Linked DNA regions of Homo sapiens: region 1 is linked to region 2. A link is an interaction called in ENCODE POLR2A ChIA-PET data of the cell type or tissue named here. Cell type or tissue: Panc1. All regions are shown on one strand. Links, peaks and the distances in the headings refer to the core of each region. The heading gives the core; the rest is flanking DNA.

The links. Peaks named below come from ENCODE experiments on the same cell type or tissue, not always from the same donor. Only the 100,000 strongest peaks of a DNase experiment are listed, where the experiment ranks them.
Region 1: POLR2A ChIA-PET joins it to region 2 with 10 read pairs; 8 of 35 experiments call an interaction of 5 or more read pairs at or near these places.

The regions. Positions count from the first base shown.
Region 1 is chr10:103,812,280-103,820,776 of GRCh38, reverse strand. The region is part of intron 1 of SH3PXD2A (SH3 and PX domains 2A); the gene reads left to right. Among named protein-coding and RNA genes, the nearest start is that of SH3PXD2A, 39 kb to the left of the region's middle. In Panc1, for the core only: no CTCF peak of the experiment used is centred there; a DNase peak (open chromatin) is centred at 4,157.
Region 2 is chr10:103,861,915-103,870,411 of GRCh38, reverse strand. No RefSeq gene overlaps it. Among named protein-coding and RNA genes, the nearest start is that of SH3PXD2A, 11 kb to the right of the region's middle. In Panc1, for the core only: no CTCF peak of the experiment used is centred there; no DNase peak of the experiment used is centred there.

The DNA of each region.
Region 1 (8,497 bases), core at 207-8,206, 49 kb after region 2:
GGCATCTCAGAAGACATGGCTGGGAGGGGCGCCCAACCCCCCCGCCCCTTATCTGGGGGCTTTGGTGTGCAGCCTGGGAGGGCTGGAATCTATAGCTCACGCCTTTCCCTGCATGGGCCTGGGTGTGAGCAAGGGTGTGGGGAGGGGACAGGCTCACTGGGGGTGGGCTCTGGCCAAGCAAAACAGGCTGAGGTCAGAGGGAGGGGGCCGCCCTCCCCAGGGAATGCTTGGATGACGTGACTTTGAGGGGGCACTGGGGGAGGAGGGCTGGCTGTGTGTTTCTCCTCTCACCTCAACCTCAGCCTGATGAGGAACCGGGGAATTGGGGCGGGAAGCCCGACCAGATGCAGCCCCTGGCAGGCTGCCCTGGCCGCTGCGCAGGACTCTTCTCCAGCCAGCTTGGCAGGTCCCTTCTTCCCCTCCTGAGGGGACCTGGGAGCAAATGACGTCCTGGAGTTGGCTGTGGCAGAGAGGAGGGTCCCCTCTGGCCACACGGAAGGAAGGGGCAGGGAGAAGCAGCTTGGGGGCTCAAAAGAATCCCCTTTCCTCATTCCAGTTGCTCCACATTTTGAGCCAAGTTTGGGAGCAGGAGGGGAGATTTAAAAGGTTTGCTCTCAGATCCGGTGCCTGGGAGCGAATTGAGCGTGAAACAAAGTCATTGACTTCTGGCACTTAGTTTCTCTCATTTTTCAAAAGTCGCTAACGCTCCCTGCATTGAATGCCTCAGGGTCTTAGTCACTCTGAACTGTCCAAAAATGAGCAGGTGAAGCACCCTGTGCCCCTCCAGGAACTAGGGTCTCCCTGGGGAACCCACTCCCACTCTGAGATCTATTCTAGTCACTCCACTGCATCCTGAGTGTGGACCATCTGGGGGCCCAGAGCCTTTGGGGTGAGATTTCTTGATCTCTAAGCAGCCCCTCCTGGGCTCCCATCTCCCCCCCTCCTCTAGGGACCCCACGCATTTCACTGCCCACACTCTCTCTCATTGCCAAGCCTGCTTCATCGTCCTGCCTGCCCCCTGCTCCAGGGCCCTTTGCTCCTTCTGGGCTCCCTCACATGCTCATCTATTCCTCCTTCAGCCCTTAGATCTCCCCGACACCTGTTCTCGCCTCTCTCTCCAATCCCAAACTATGCCAAGTTCTCCACCGAAGAAACACTTCAGCTGGCTTTGACCTTGTGCTTCTTCGCCCCCTTGCCCTCCTCCCTCTTCTGCCCCCATCATTCCCTCGAGCCTCAGAGCTGGGACTCAGTTTACCTCCTGCCTCTCACTGCCTTGGGCTCCAGGCTCCAGTCACCCCAGCTGGCCCTGGCTCTCCCAGGGAACTCAGGCTGTGTCATGCCCCCTCCCCTAGCCCTCAGCCTTTGCTTATGCTGTTTCTTTTGCCTAGGGTACCCTTCCACCACCACAACCCTCACCTCTTCACCCAGCCTACCTTCCTTATCTGTCACTCTGGCATCACCTCTGCTAGGAAGCCTTCCAGAGTGGTGCCTCTCCTGGGGTTCCCTGGGAACAGGCACAGCTCTTGACCTAGCCTTACAGCACATTGTCCCTTAGTACTGCTCTTTCTCACCACACCAGAGCTCCCTGGGACTGGAGCTGTGTTTTATTTGACTTTGTGTTGCCAGTGTCTAGCACAGAGCCCAGCACGTAATAAGCGCCCAATCCTTCTTGACGGGACTGGACTGAATTTTATCAGACAAGTAACATGGCTTTACTGAGGATCTACCAAGTCATTAGACGTTGTAGAGAAAACAAAGGAAGCCCGGATCAAATATTTGCTTTCAAGGACTTTGTAATCCAGTCAAGAATGATTCTGGGAATGGGTTGGGGGAACGGTCAGGCATGAAATTGGCCATCTGAGTCTCCAGTGCTGCAGTGGGCACTATGGTTGCAGGTGCCTTGTAAAGGTTTCAGAGAAGGGGAGAACTGTGAGTAGAGGGGGACCCAGTGAGGTCTGGAGAAGGGGTGGAGGGTGGGTGAGATCACATGGGAGAAGGCTGGCCCAAACCCACAGTCAGGACTGGGAACTAGGGGAGAAATGTGTTTCCAGAGAAGGTGAGCCGATTTCACCTAGCCATAGGATCTTCCAGTGTCAGAACAGGGTTAGTGGATTTTAAGTGCAGTTTCTCTATCCTGGAGGCCAAACAGGAGCTGATGGCATTCCCCGTTTTGCCGCATGATTGGGAAATTTTTCCTGCACATCAGGGTCTACCGGGGCCAGTGATCTCTCCAGGCAAAGAGAGCAGGATATTTTAGGAATCAGTTCTTTCCAATTCTCAGTGTTAAAGAGCCGGTTTCTTTGTTGCTGAGCCTGGGGAACCAGGTGTGTTCTCTTAAAGTCAGCCTTTCTCCTTAACCAGCCAGGCACAGCTGCTGCTGTGTGCCAGAGTTGGTGATGGGCAATGTGATCACTGCAGAGATGATTGCAGAGGTCCAGCATACATTTCCCCAAGATTAATGGACATAGCATGGCGTCTACCCACACAAGCATGCTGTGCACCGGAGGAGGGGGCAGAGGGAGCACCAGGGCTGAGGCAGCCCAGGGAGATTTCTAGGAGGTGGTGGGTCTTGATTGGCTCTTGCAGGAATTAGACAGGCTGAGAAGATGGAGAAATAGAGTTCTTTCTGACAAGAACCCCTTAACCAAGAGGTACATTGTCTCCCTTCTAACTTTTTAAACAATAGCTTTGCTGAAATGGAATTCATATCATACAATGCAACCATTTGAAGTGTACAATTAAATGGTTTTTAGTTCATTCACAGATAGTGCAACTCTCAACCACAGTCATTTTTAAACATTTTCATCATCCCAGAAAGAGGCCCCATTAGCAGTCTCCTTATCCCTGACAGCCACCCACCCACCCCACAGCTCTCGGCAACCACAAATCTACTTTCTCCCTATATATGTTTGCCTTTTCTGGACATTTCATATAAATGGAATCATATAATGTGTGGTTGCTTGTGTCTGGCTTCTTTCACTCAGCATAATGTTTTCGAGATTCATCCATGTTGTAGCATGTATCAGAACTTCATTCTTTTTTATAACTGAATAATATTCCATAACACAGGAACAGAAAACCAAATACCATGTGTTCTCACTTGTAAGTGGAAGCTAAATAAGAACCTATGAACACAGGTAAGGCATGGTGGCTCACGCCTGTAATCCCAGCACTTTGGGAGGCCAAGGCAGGCAGATCACATGAGGCCAGGAGTTCAAGACCAGCCTGGCTAACATGGCAAAACCATGTCTCTACTAAAAATACAAAAATTAGCCAGGTGTGGTGGTGCACATCTGTGATCCCAGCTACTTGGGAGGCTGAGGCAGGAGAATTGCTTGAACCTGGGAGGCAGAGGTTGCAGTGCGCCGAGATGGCACCACTGCACTCCAGCCTGGGTGACAGAGCACAAGAACTTATGAACACAAAGATAGAAACAACAGACACTGGGGCCTACTTGAGGGTGGAGGGTGGAGGAGGGAGAGGAGCAGAAAAGACAACTGTCGGGTACTGGGCTTTATACCTGGGTGATGAAATAATCTATACAACAAAGCCCCACGACGTAAGTTTACCTGTATAACAAACCTTCACATATACCCCTGAACCTAAAATAAAAGTTAAAAAAAAAAAAGAATAGACCGGGCATGGTGGCTCACACCTGTAATCCGAACACTTTGGGAGGTGGGCAGATTGTCTGAGGTCAAGAGTTCAAGATCAGTCTGGCCAACATGGTGAAACCCCATCTCTACTAAAAATACAGAAAAAAAAAAAAAAAAAAAAAATTAGCCGGGTGTGTTGGCACACACCTGTAATCCCAGCTAGTCAGGAGGCTGAGGCAGAGGAATTGCTTGAACCAGGGAGGTGGAGGTTGCAGTAATGGCACCACTGTACTCCAGCCTGGACGACAGAGCAAGACTCTGTCTCAAAAAAAAGAATAATATTCTATTGTATAGATAAGTCACATTTTATTTGTTCATTCCTCATGTAGTGGACATTTGAGTTATTTTCATGTTTTAGTTATTACATAACATTACATAATGTATATATTTTATAATATAATGCTGCTACGAACATTTGCATACAAGTTTTTGTGTGGATGTAAGTTTTCATTTCTCTTAGGTAGATGCCTCAGAATAGAATTGCTGAGTCATCCGGTGACGCTACGTTTAACCATCTGAGGAGCTGATAGACTGTTTTCCAAGGTGGCTGCACTATTTTACATTCCTACCCACGGTGTATGCAGGTGTGAATTTCTCTACATCCTCACCATCACTTATTATCTGCGAGTTTGATTATAGCCATCCCAGTGCATGTGAAATGATATTTCACTGTGATTTGATTTACATTTCCCTAATTGCTAATGACTTTGAGCATCTTTTCATGTGCTTATTGGCCATTTGTACCTCCTCTTTGGAGAAAAATCTATTCAGATCCTTTGCCCATTTTAAAATTGGATTACATATTTTTATTATTGAGTTGTAAGAGTTCTTTTTCAATAAAAGTTGCATGTATTTCAAGTCTACGACATGATGTTTTAATACACAATACATAATGAAATGATGACTACAGTCAAGCAAGTGACCACATCCATCACCTTACGTAGTTCTTTATTTTGTGTGTGTGTGGTGTGAGCACTAAAATCTACTCTCTGGGCATACCTCTTGCATGCAATACGGTATTAGTGATGGTAGTCCTCAGGCTGTACCTTAGATGTCCAGACATATTCACTCTACATACTGGAAATTTGTATCCTTTGACCAACATCTGCCATTTTCCCTACCTCCTCACCCCTGTCACCACCCTTCTCTTCTCTGCTTCTATATATTTGGCTCTAGAATCCATATATGAGATTATACAGTATTTTTCTTTTTCTTTTTCTTTTTTTTTTTTTGAGATGGAGTCTCGCTGTGTTGCCCAGGCTGGAGTGCAATGGCATGATCTCAGCTCACCACAACCTCTGTCTCCCAGGTTCAAGCGATTGTCCTGCCTCAGCCTCCTGAGTAGCTGGGATTACAGGCGTGTGCCACCACACCCAGCTACTTCTTGTATTTTTAGTAGAGACGGGGTTTCACCATGTTGGTCAGGCTGGTCTCGAACTCCTGACTCCGTGATCCGCCTGCCTCGGCCTCCCCGAGTGCTGGGATTAGAGGCATGAGCCACCGCACCTGGCCCAGTATTTTTCTTTCTGTATCTGGCTTAGTTCACTTAGCATAATGTCCTCCAGGTTCATTCATGTTGTCAAATGGCAGGATATCTTTTGTTAAAGTTGAATAATATTCCACTGTGTGTGTGTGTATATTATATATATAATATATATAGTATATATATTATACACTGTATATGTGTGTGTGTATATTGTATATAAATACATATAGTGTATAATATATACACTGTATATATTATACATATATATACCACAATTTCTAAGAGTTCTTTATATGTTCCAGATATAAGTCCTTTGTCTAGAATATTTGCAAATGACTTGAAAATATTTTCCCCCATTCTGGGGATTCTCCTTTTACTTTCTTGCTGATGTCTTTTGAAACACAAAAGTTTTTTATTTTGATGAAGTCCAGTTTGTTTATTTGTCTTTGAGCTGTGGTTTTGGTGTCATGTCTCAGAAACCCTTGACTAATTCAAGGTCATGGAGATTTGTGCTATGTTTTCTTCTAAGACTTTAATAGTTTTCTCTCTCGCATTTAGGTCTCTCATCTATTTCAAGTTAATTTTTGTGTGTGATCTGAGGTCCTTCTCATTTTGTACTGAGTCAAACTGAAGAGCCCCCCACCTCCCCAGTTGGCCTGCCACACTTTGCCTTCTGCATTTGGGTCTCAGCTCAAACATCCTCACTCCAGGGAGGCCTCCCCTGTCAATCTAAAGCAGCTGCCTCCCTGCAGTTTCAGTCACCACCCCATTTTATTGGGGCCGTCAGAAATGGTCTGACATGTTGTCTGTTGCCTCCCATATAAGCTCCATGACAACAGACCCTGTCTAGCTTACTGCCTTCGTTTCTAGCACCTAGCGCAGTGCCTGACACTTAGCCAGAGCTCAGACTATTATTTGAAAGCTTCTTTTGGTTAAAAGAAACATTCCCAGTGGATTTTGCTTAAGACTTTGTAAGTGTCTCTGGCCTCATGGAGTTGGAGGGCTGAGTGGGAGGGGATCTACCAGCATCACAGTCACAGGTGGTCACTCGTCCCTTGCCCCAGCCATCCCATTACTTCACAAGACAGCCCCTTCCATCCTTGGACAACTCTGATGATTAGAAAATTCTTCCTGATGTTGGACAGAGACCTGCTTCCCCATCGCTGGCACTCGTTATCCACTGCCTTCCTTTAGGGACAACTGGAGTTGAACTTCACATTTTGACAGTCCTTTAAATATTTGAAACCAGCTATCGTATGTCTCTTAAATACCTCCTCTGGGCTGAGTGCTTCTAATTCTCTCAGCTGTTCCTCCTGGAGCCGAGAAGGGCTGGACTCTGACCCCTTAGTCGCTGATGAAGGCCTGCAGACATGGGGTGGGCACAGGCTGCCAAAGAAAGCCCCAGCACAGCCACAGCTCAGAACGAAGGAACTCGAGTCTCCTTGTTTGCTTTCCCCACTTTGAGCTGATGAATTCCAAAACTGGAAGCAGAACTTTGAGAAAAAGCACCCAGTACAAACTCCCTAACTAGATATCTTAAAGGCAGAGCTGACTCTTAGTAGTACAAATTACTCTGTAATATTGCTTTCTATTAAAAGGGTGTGGTTTTTTTTTTGTTGTTTTTTTTTTTTTTTTAGCTAGTCCAGTGGTCTTTTTGATGTTGGTTCAGCTTAGTGGTTCTCAACCCTGGAACAACCCGTAGACCCACCTGGGGAGCTCTTAAAATTATCAGTGCCTACCCCACCTTCCAAGATTCTGATTTAAATCCTGTAGTGTTTTTAAGGCACCCCAGGTGATTGTAATGTACAGCCAGGGTTGTAGACCTTGGCTTCAAGAGCTCAGCATTGAACCTGAAATTCCCTACAGCCCCACAAGAATGAGCAAATGCTGGATGTCAGCACAACATCCAGGAGCTGGCATGAGCCAGAGGACTGGCTAAGAGGACTCAATTATTTTCTAAGATGGAGATTATGAAAGCTATACATGTTCAAAAGAAATGAAATAATATAGAAATGTTGGCCAGGCACGGTGGCCCACACCTGTAATCCCAGTACTTTGGGAGGCTGAGGCAGGAGGATTGCTTGAGGCCTAGAGTTTGAGACCAGCCTGGGCAACATAGCAAGACCCCATCTCTACAAAAAAATTAAAAAATTATCCAAGCATGGTGGCACATGCCGATAGTCCCAGCTACTGGGGAGGCTGAGCGGGGAGGACTTCTTGAGCCCAGGAGGTCAGGGCTGCATTGAGCTATGATTGTGCCACTGCACTCCAGCCTGGGCAAGAGAGCGAGACTCTGTCTCTAAAAAGAAAAAGAAAAAAAGAAATCTATAAAGTAGAAAGCAAAACTGTTCCCATTTCTCCTCTCTCTCATTCCATGCAAATAACCATGATTATCAATTTGTTGTATTTTTTTCTTTTTAATGTGCATAGACACACACATATGCAAACTTCCCCCCATACAATCCATCCCCCAGATAGATTTAATCATATGGTATACATAGCATTATAATCTTTTTTTTCTTTTCTCAAGATACTATAAACCTTTTCCCATAATGATATAGAAAAGTCCACCTTATCTTTAGTAGGTATATGAACCATAATTTATTTGACCTTTTTTTATCAATAGACATTCAATATTCCTTATCTTTATATACATACACACACACATATATACACACACATACATGCATACACACAATTGTGTGGATAAATTCTTAGCGGTCAAATTGCTGAGTCAAAGGGAATGCAAGTTTGGCGACAGAAATTGCCGAAAAGCTCTCCAAAATGATTGTTCTTGTCTCTCTCAAGCAACGAAATTTCTAATGACAGCTATTTGCCTTGTGTCAAAAGTTGAGCTTTGCTGAGCACAGCAGAGAGGAAGGTGTGAGTGTGTCAGATGGTGGGGAGGAAGCCCAGGGGTCATTTCCCCTGCAGGCTGTGTGTGGAGGCGGCTGCTGGCCTCTGACTGCTGTGTTTCCCAGGAAAAGGAAACCAAGCTGTGTGTGTTAACCTTTGCCATTCTCTCCAGGGTGTGACGATGGAGTGGGGCACATTTTCAGGATGTGTGTGTCGGGGTCAGTAGGCCTGGGTCAGTCATTGATTTGGGAGTGTGTGGAATGAGAATCCCATTTTCTGACCCTTTCCTAGACCCACTGGGTTGTTTCCAAGCCCCTTGGAAGCCCAGGAGTGTAATTTTTTTGATGGCTCAGGAGAGGATATATTTGTTTAATTTCTAGGACTCTGGCTCCTGAATGTCTGGGAGCATTGAGCTTTTCCCCCTGATTTCCATTGCAAGGTTAGCCTTATCACCTCAGCCTAGGCACACCATCGCCCTCTCTGGGCTCCTGGGCATTAC
Region 2 (8,497 bases), core at 378-8,377:
CAGAAAGAAGTTTGTACTGCCCCGCACTTGACAATGTTTAATTACATTTGCCACTTGAATCAGAGTTGAAAATATCTTCCTTTTTTTCTGTTTGAGAGTCTTGCTGTGCATCCCTCAGGCTGGCTGGAGTGCGGTGGCATGATATCGGCTCACTGCAACCTCCGCCTCCTGGCTGCTGGGTTCAAGCGATTCTCCTGCCTCACCCTTCTAAGTAGCTAGGACTACAGGAGCACACCACCATGTCCAGCTAGTTTTTGTGGAAATGGGGTTTCACCATGTTGGCCAAGCTGGTCTCAAACTCCTGACCTCAAGTGATCTGCCCACCTCAGCCTCCCAAAGTGCTGGGATTATAGGCATGAGCCACCACACCCAGCCGAAAATATCTTCCCTTTGAGACTTGGTGGCCAGCTGTTGATTTCATACTGGTGTGGCCTCAGACAATCTATGATGTAAGAAAGATAGTTAAAGTAAAATCAACCCAGTATTAATTACTTAATAATAACTAATGAACAGTTATGCACCAATAACTCAGCAAATTTAAATCTACCCGTAAGCCCAACTAGGTAGATACTGTCGTCATTCCCAATTTACAGGTGAAGAAATAGAAGCTGAGAAACTAACTTTCCCAGGGGCATATATTTAGTAAACTGGAAAACCCAGGCTTCTACCCAGTGAGTTCAACCACTAGGCTTTAATTGCTTTCAGGATCAGAGAAGTCTGTTCTCTGGTAGCTTTAAACTATGAACCCAATACAGAGTGTCTTCAAATTTGGGTTGATATATAAACGTTATTTTTCCCACAGTTGAGGCTGCACCGAGGACACACTTCTGGTGATGAATGGCATATGAGGGTGCTGGGCTGAGTGGGTGGGGTGACATCACATCACACCCGTGACAAAGAGGGAGCAGGTATTTACTGAAGATACAGGAGCCCTGGGTCAGGGCAGTAAGCATTCGTACATAAACAACTGTGCAGTCCCACAGGGAGACCAAGAGAATGGTGCAGTAGCCTCTGAGGAGTTTTATTTGGTTCATGCAGTGTTGGTCTTTCCAGGCTTTATTTTTTTAATGTTAAAAAATAGTTGATTTTAATTATGAAATATTTCAAACACACAGAAAACAATAAAGCAGATACCTAGTATCACTGAGATGAAACAGCTGTTAATATTTTCTCCTGACTGGGCGAGGTAGCTCACACCTGTAATCTCAGCACTTTGGGAGGCCAAAGCAGGAGGATTGCTGGAGCCCAGGAGTTCAAGACCAGCCTGGGCAACATAGTGATATCTCGTCTCTACTAAAAATTTAAAAAATTAGCCAGGCGGCGTGGTGGCATGCTCCTGTAGTCCCAGCTACTTGGGAGGCTGAAGTGGGAGGATCGCTTGAGCCTGGGAGGTCAAGGCTGTAGTGAGCTATGACTGTGCCACTGCACTCCAGCCTGTGCAACAGAGCAAGACCCTGTCTCAAAAAAGAAAGAAAGAAAGAAATCCCCCTATATGCTTCAGCCCTCTATCTCTTTGAAGAAATATGTTAGAAATACACATAAGGCCAACCCTGTTCCTTTCCTGCCTCTGCCCCCAGAGGTAATAACTGTCATGTGTATCATTCCCATGCAGATTTTTTTTCTTTTTTATTGTGGCATAACTTACAAGTGGTAAGTCGTACAAATTTTAATGATACAGTTTGATGAATGTTTGCTTATGCTATACCTGGATGATGAATTTTTACATGTGTATACACCTAAAACAAGGTAGAGGTCCAAATATTGAACATGTCCAGCACCACCTCAGAGAGCTCCTTTGCTTCACATTATTTCAAAAATAAGCAGATGGAGGTGCCAACATTTGAAAGTTTTAAAATCTAGAGATTTAATATAAAAATTCAAATTTCTGGCTCTTGAAGTTTTGGAAAATATGACCACATTAAGCCCACATTCTAGCATGGGGACAGAGTGGCAACTGCCCACTGTAGACACAGCATGAGTGCCTCAATTTGCATACTATGCCTGCCATGCCGTGTGGGTATATCCAGCCCACTGCATTCACTTACAGAAACTGAAAGGTGCCACTCTATTTGTAAAATTTCAAAAGTGCCACAAAAAATGTAGAGAACAATTACCTTAGCTATCTTTAGGAAGGCAGAGTTTGAGAAAAAGTGTCCTCCTCCCCACCTGCTAATGACTTAGGAAGCTGCTGACAATGTCATAAAATAAAAAGGAATCAGATTCTCTAGGTCCATGCTACTCAAAGTGTGGTCCTCGAATCAGCAGCATCCAGGAGCTTGTTAGAAATGCAGAAAGCTCAGTGCCTTCCCACCCACATGTATGAGTTTGCTAGGGCTGCCATAACTAAGTATCACACAGTGGACGGCTTATACAACAGAAAGGTATTTTCTCACAGTTCTGGAGGCCAGAAGTCCAAGATCAAGGTGTCAGCAGGGTTTGTTTCTTCTGAGGCCTCTCTCCTGGGCTTGTGGATGGCTGCCTTCTCCGTATGTCTTCACATGGTCTTCCCTCTGCATCTGTCCTCAGCTCCTCTTTTTTTTTTTTTTTTTTTTGAGACGGAGTCTCACTCTTGTCACTCAGGCTGAAGCGCAGTGGCATGATCTCAGCTCACTGTAACCTCTGCCTCCTGGATTCAAGCGATTCTCCTGCCTCAGCCTCCTGAGTAGCTGGGATTACAGGCACCCGCCACCACACCTGGCTAATTTTTGTACTTTTAGTAGAGACAGGGTTTCGTCATGTTGGCCAGGCTGGTCTTGAACTCCTGACCTCAGGTGATCCACCTGCCTCGGCCTCCCAAAGTGCTGGGATTACAGCCGTGAGCCACCACGCCCGGCCTCATCTCCTCTTCTTATAAGCACACCAGTCCTATTGGATTAGGACCTACTCTTATGACCTCATTTAACCTTAATTACCTCTTTAAAGACCCTGTCTCCAAATACATTCACATTCTGAGATAGGGGGATTATGATTTCAACATACGAATTTTGAGGGGTATGACCAGGCACGGTGGCTCACGTATGAAATCCCAGCACTTTGGGAGGCCAAGGTGGGCAGATTGCTTGAGCTCAGGAGGTCAAGACCAGCCTGGGCAACATGGCAAAACCCCATCTTTACAAAAATACGAAAAATTAACTGGGCGTGGTGGTGTGCATCTATGGTCCCGGCTACTCAGGAGGCTGAGGTGGCAGAATTACTTGAGCCCAGGAGGTGGAGGTTGCAGCGAGCCGAGATCCTGCCACTGCACTCCAGCCTGGGCAACAGAGCCAGATCCTGTCTCAAAAAAAAAAAAAAAAAGTGAGGGGTAGACACAGTTTGGCCCATGACACCTACTAAATCAGGATTTATATTTTAACAAGACCCCCAAGGGACTTGTGTGCACATTAAAGTTGGAGAAGGGCCAGGCACTGTGGCTTATGCCTGGAATCCCAGTACTTTGGGAGCCCAAGACAGAAGGATTGCTTGATCCCAGAAGTTCAAGACCAGCCTGGGCAACATAGTGAGACCCCATTTCTAAAAGAAAAAAGAAAATTAGCTGTGTGTAGTGGTGCATGCCTGTGGTCCCAGCTACTCAGGAGACTGAGGCAGGATAATCACTTGAGCCCAGGAAGCCGAGGCTACAGTGCGCCGAGATCGTACCACGGCACTCCAGCCTAGGTGAAAGAGGAAGACCCTGTCTCAAAAAACAAACAAACAAACAAAAAGTTGGAGAAGCTTGGTCCAGGTCTGCTCCCTGGTAAATAAAACACTAGTGGGTCCGACTAGGAATGGGGAGGAGAAAAAGGAGAGGCTGCAATGATTTAGTTAGATGAACTTTCTCTCCAGTCCATAGGTCTTAGAGGCTGGAAATACTGGGAAACTTGAGGCCAATTCCCTCCTGAGTGGGAGTCCCTGCTTCTCGTTGAGGAGCAGGGACCCTCTGCACTTTGGGGCATGTGAGCAGGTTAACAGGTAAGGATTGATGAACCAAGTGGATATGAATCAGCCCATAGGAGCTAAGAGGAGCCTCCTTCTGAAAATAGGTTGGAATGCTGGAAATGTGGCTGCTTTTAGCAAAAAGCTCATTTTTACCTAATCACCATCTGTAGATTTCCTCTTTTAAGGTGCAAAGCAAGTCTCTTGGATTTCCTGGAATGGGGACCAGGAAGATATTACCCTGCATTCCTCTTCACTCTTCACAAGCCCATTTTCCACCTCTCTCGTAGGCTTGATGCTATGGCGACAGTTGCCATAGAGATAATCCTATGCCTGGTTGAACCTAATCCATACCCATAATGGTCAATCATATGGTTTATACTAGAGATTTTCAAGCTGTGTCTCATAAACCTGTAAGGTGCTTCCAGGATTTCACAAACATTTTATTCAAATAGCAATTAAATATATGTGTCTTGCTGTGTTGCCCAGGCTGGAATGCAGCGGCTATTCACAAGCACTAACATAGCACACTATAGCCTTGAACTCTGGGGCTCAAGCAATCCTCCTACCCCAACCTCCCAAGTAGCCAGGGACTACAGATGTGTGCCACCATGCCCAGTACAACTAAAAACATTTTAAATTTATTTTTAAATGACAAAGAATGCAAACAACATCAAACCATATTTAATATAGTATTTGAACTAAAATGTGAATATCCAAATTTTGGTCTAACAGAGTAGAGTGATTTGTAGAAGGCTAACCCCTCCTACAGATCATAATTACAAACTCTGGACAAGGTGAAAATAAAAACCTGTTTGATGCCACTGGATGACGACCAGACTAAAGGAAGGGGACTTGTTCCTTGAAAGAAGGAAGACACTCCGGGTGAGGTCCACACTTGTATGACTTTCCCCTAAGGGCAGCCATTCTTGAACTTTAGTGTATATTAGAATCCCAGAGGAAGATAACAGAATCCAGTCTCTACAATATACCATTTACAATGTTCACTATATAAAAATTATTAGATATGTGAAGAAAGAGAGAAATGTGACCCATAATCAAGAGATATACTAGTCAATAGAAACAGACTCACAGACAACTCTGATGTCAGACTGGCAGAGAAGGGCTTTAAAATACCTTTGATAAATGTGTTAAAGAGTCTTTGGAAAAGATGCATATACTGGGTAAAGAGATGGGAAATTTAGAAGAGATCAGGAAACTGTAAAAAACTATATGGAAATCCTAGAACTGAAAAACATACTATCTGAAAAGTGAATCTCCTGCTTCACATCCTCACTCCCATTCCAACCTTCTGCCCTGGAGTTAAACACCTGTAGTAGTCTTTGGTTATAAATGATAAAGATCTTACTCCAGCTTATGCCAAGGTGGTAAGGTATAAGAGAGAATACCTAATGAAACAGTGGGGAGGGACAGAGTGGCACTGGTTTAGGGTCAATTGGCCCTAGGAATCCAAATGCTGGGAAGATGCTCTTGTTTCTCTCTCTTCCTGCCTCTGAGATTTGGCTGTATCCTCTCTCACTGTGAACATTATCCTCTGTGTTGTCAGAGAGATGGCTGGGGTCAGCTCTGGGCTGATAGCTTCACAGCTCTGAGAGGAAAGAGGTTCTCTTCCCACAGCACCGGTTAGAAAAGTCCCAAGGAGGGTGTCTGATTAGTCCAGTATGTGTTACAGGTGCGTGCCACCATGCCCAGCTAATTTTTGTATTTTTCGTAGAGACGGGATTTCACCATGTTGGCCAGGATGGTCTCGAACTCCTGACCTCATAATCTACCCGCCTTGGCCTCCCAAAGTGCTAGGATTACAGGCATGAGCCACCGTGCCTGGCCTATTTTATTTCATTTTTTGAAACAGGATCTCACTATATTGCCCAGGCTGGTCTCGAATTCCAGAACTCAAGCAATGCTGAGTAGCTGGAATTACAGGTGCTCACCACCATGCCAGCTTTTCGTGTTCATCTTAATACTTTTACCACAGATGTATGTATCCCTAAAATATGTATATTATGTATAGTATTGTTCTTTATGTTTAACATTTACATAAATGGTATACTGTCCATGTCTTTCTGCAACTTGCATTGTTTTTACTCACCAGAATCTAAGAGGTGATTGCTGATTTGTTTAGTTTTATTTCATTCATTCTTTTCTTTTTTATTGAGGTATCACATCTGTACATTGAATACACAACTCCAGTGCCCGACTCAAAACCTCCACCCAGATCAAGGTGGAGACCATTTCCAGCACCCCGTAGTCTCTGTGCCCCTCCTAGCTCATACCTCTCAGAGGCAACCACTGTCCTGACCTCCAGCACCATCAATTAATTTTGTCTGTCTTGAACTTTATATAAGTGGAATCACACATATGTACCCTTTGAGTGTGTCTTTTATTTTTGGTACAATATTGTGTCTGTGAGCCTCATCCAGTGTGTTGCATGAAGCAGTAGTTTTGTCTTTGTCATGGGTATATAGTGTTCTGTTGTGTGAATATAACATTTGTGATATTGTGAAATATATTTGGCCTTAGTCCTCTGTTCTTGACATAAAACTCCTAAAATATTTGGTATCTTCAAAGTGATGTGTCCTTTTGTATGCAAATGAGTTGACTGGTGGCTAGTAACTCTGGGTAGCTTCAGGATGGGGGCTGGTCACTGGAAAGACCAAGGCAGGATTAGAGGGTTGGGACTTTCATCCCACCCTTAACATCCAACAAGAGGAGAGGGTCCTCCATGCTGCTGGTCAGTGTCTACTGGGAGTCTTTCCTGCCCTCGGCCTAGGATGGGCCTCTGCTCTGTGTTCCTGAGGCTCCCTGTATTTCTTCTGGAGCACTACTCATCAGAACTGGACAAAGCCAGGTCAGTTCCCTGTGGTATCAATCCACAAGGCCTGCAAAAACATCACTGTGATAAATAAACTGGAAGTATGATAGCAGGTGGCTCGAGTTTCCACACATGTACCTCTATCTGTGTAACTGGTGAAATATACATCAGTGCTGCAGAAATTTGGGAGGAGATCAGGAGACACTCTCTTCTCCTTACAGAATCTAGAAGTAATTAATTGGCACTTTTTTTTCTTTTTCTTTTTCTTTTTTCTTTTTTTTTTTTTTGAGATGGAGTTTCGCTCTGTCGCCCACACTAGAGTGAAGTGATGCGATCTTGGCTCAGTGCAACCTCTGCCTCCTGGGTTCAAGCAATTCTCCTGCCACAGCCTCCCAGGTGACTGGGATTACAGGCACCCACCACCATGCCCAGCTAGTTTTTGTATTTTTAGTAGAGATGGGGTTTCACCATGTTGGTCAGGCTAGTCTCGAACTCCTGAGCTCAAGTGATCTGCGCGACTCAGCCTCCCAAAGGGTGGCATTACAGACGTGAGCCACTGCAGCCGGCTTATTGGCGCTTTTTGTACGGCAATGAGCAAAAGATTCAGAACTCTAAGAGTCAGATTTCATTTGAAAGGTTTTTCAATAATTATCTTTATGTCCTATTTCAGTCATTTATTCATTTAACAAACATTGAGTGAAAACTGGCTATGTGTCAGACATTGTTCTCAGCACTTGGGGGTGTGCCATGATGAGCAAACCAGGCCAACATCTATGTGCTTATAGAGTTTGCATTCTTAATGTTTTAGTAAAGTCATTAATTAATAATCAGACATTGTCTACATGGTTTCTTGGCTCTCCATCGACAAGATTTTTCTATTTCGATTCTAAGCTTCTGAGCAGTGGCCACCCCTCATGAGCTAGGCAAGATAGACAAATGGCCAAGAGTCTTGGCCCAAAAGACAGGGATTTTTCCAAGGGTCTCCTGACACAAATGGTCCAGTTCCTACCACAGTAAACAACACTCTTAAGTGGAAATGTAAAATCTTTCCTCACAAGCACCTCTCATCTCCAGGGAGTTTCCTTTTTTAAATTTATTTTAATTTTTAGAGATGAGATCTCACTGTGTTGCCCAGGCTAGAGTGCGGTGGCTATTCACAGGTGCGATGATAGCACACTACAGCTTCAACCTCTTGGGCTCAAGCAATCCTTGTGCCTCAGCCTTTGGAGTAGCTGGGAGTCCAGGTGTGTGTGACTGTGCCCTGCTCCAGGGAGTATTCTTGGAGTGTGCATGTGCAGGATGCTTTGTACTTGTAGACTGACCTGGACCATCAGCTCTGACCCCTGCCCCAAATAGCCCTTTAAATCAGCAGCAATCACCTCAGCTGCAAAGCCAATGTGCAAAAATGCATGGGCTAGTGCTGCTTACTTGGAAGGAGTGATTTGTTTTAAGTAAGTTCAAACCTATTAATATGCCTCCCAAGAAGTTAACTATTCAGAAAACTGATTCCTCTCCCCTGCAAAAAATACAAATAAAAAATGAAAAGCAACAACTCCAAAAATGCAGGAAACATCTCACCTCCATGAAAGTAAAAACAAACAAACAAAAACCCTTAAGATATCTTTTAAAAGACTTTGAAGCTATATTCATGTAAGTTACATCTATCTATGGTAAGCAAGTGAGTAACGTTATCCAGGTGTGAAAAACCATGAAGTAAAAAACGATTCAGAAAACATTGCTTTCAGTCCATGT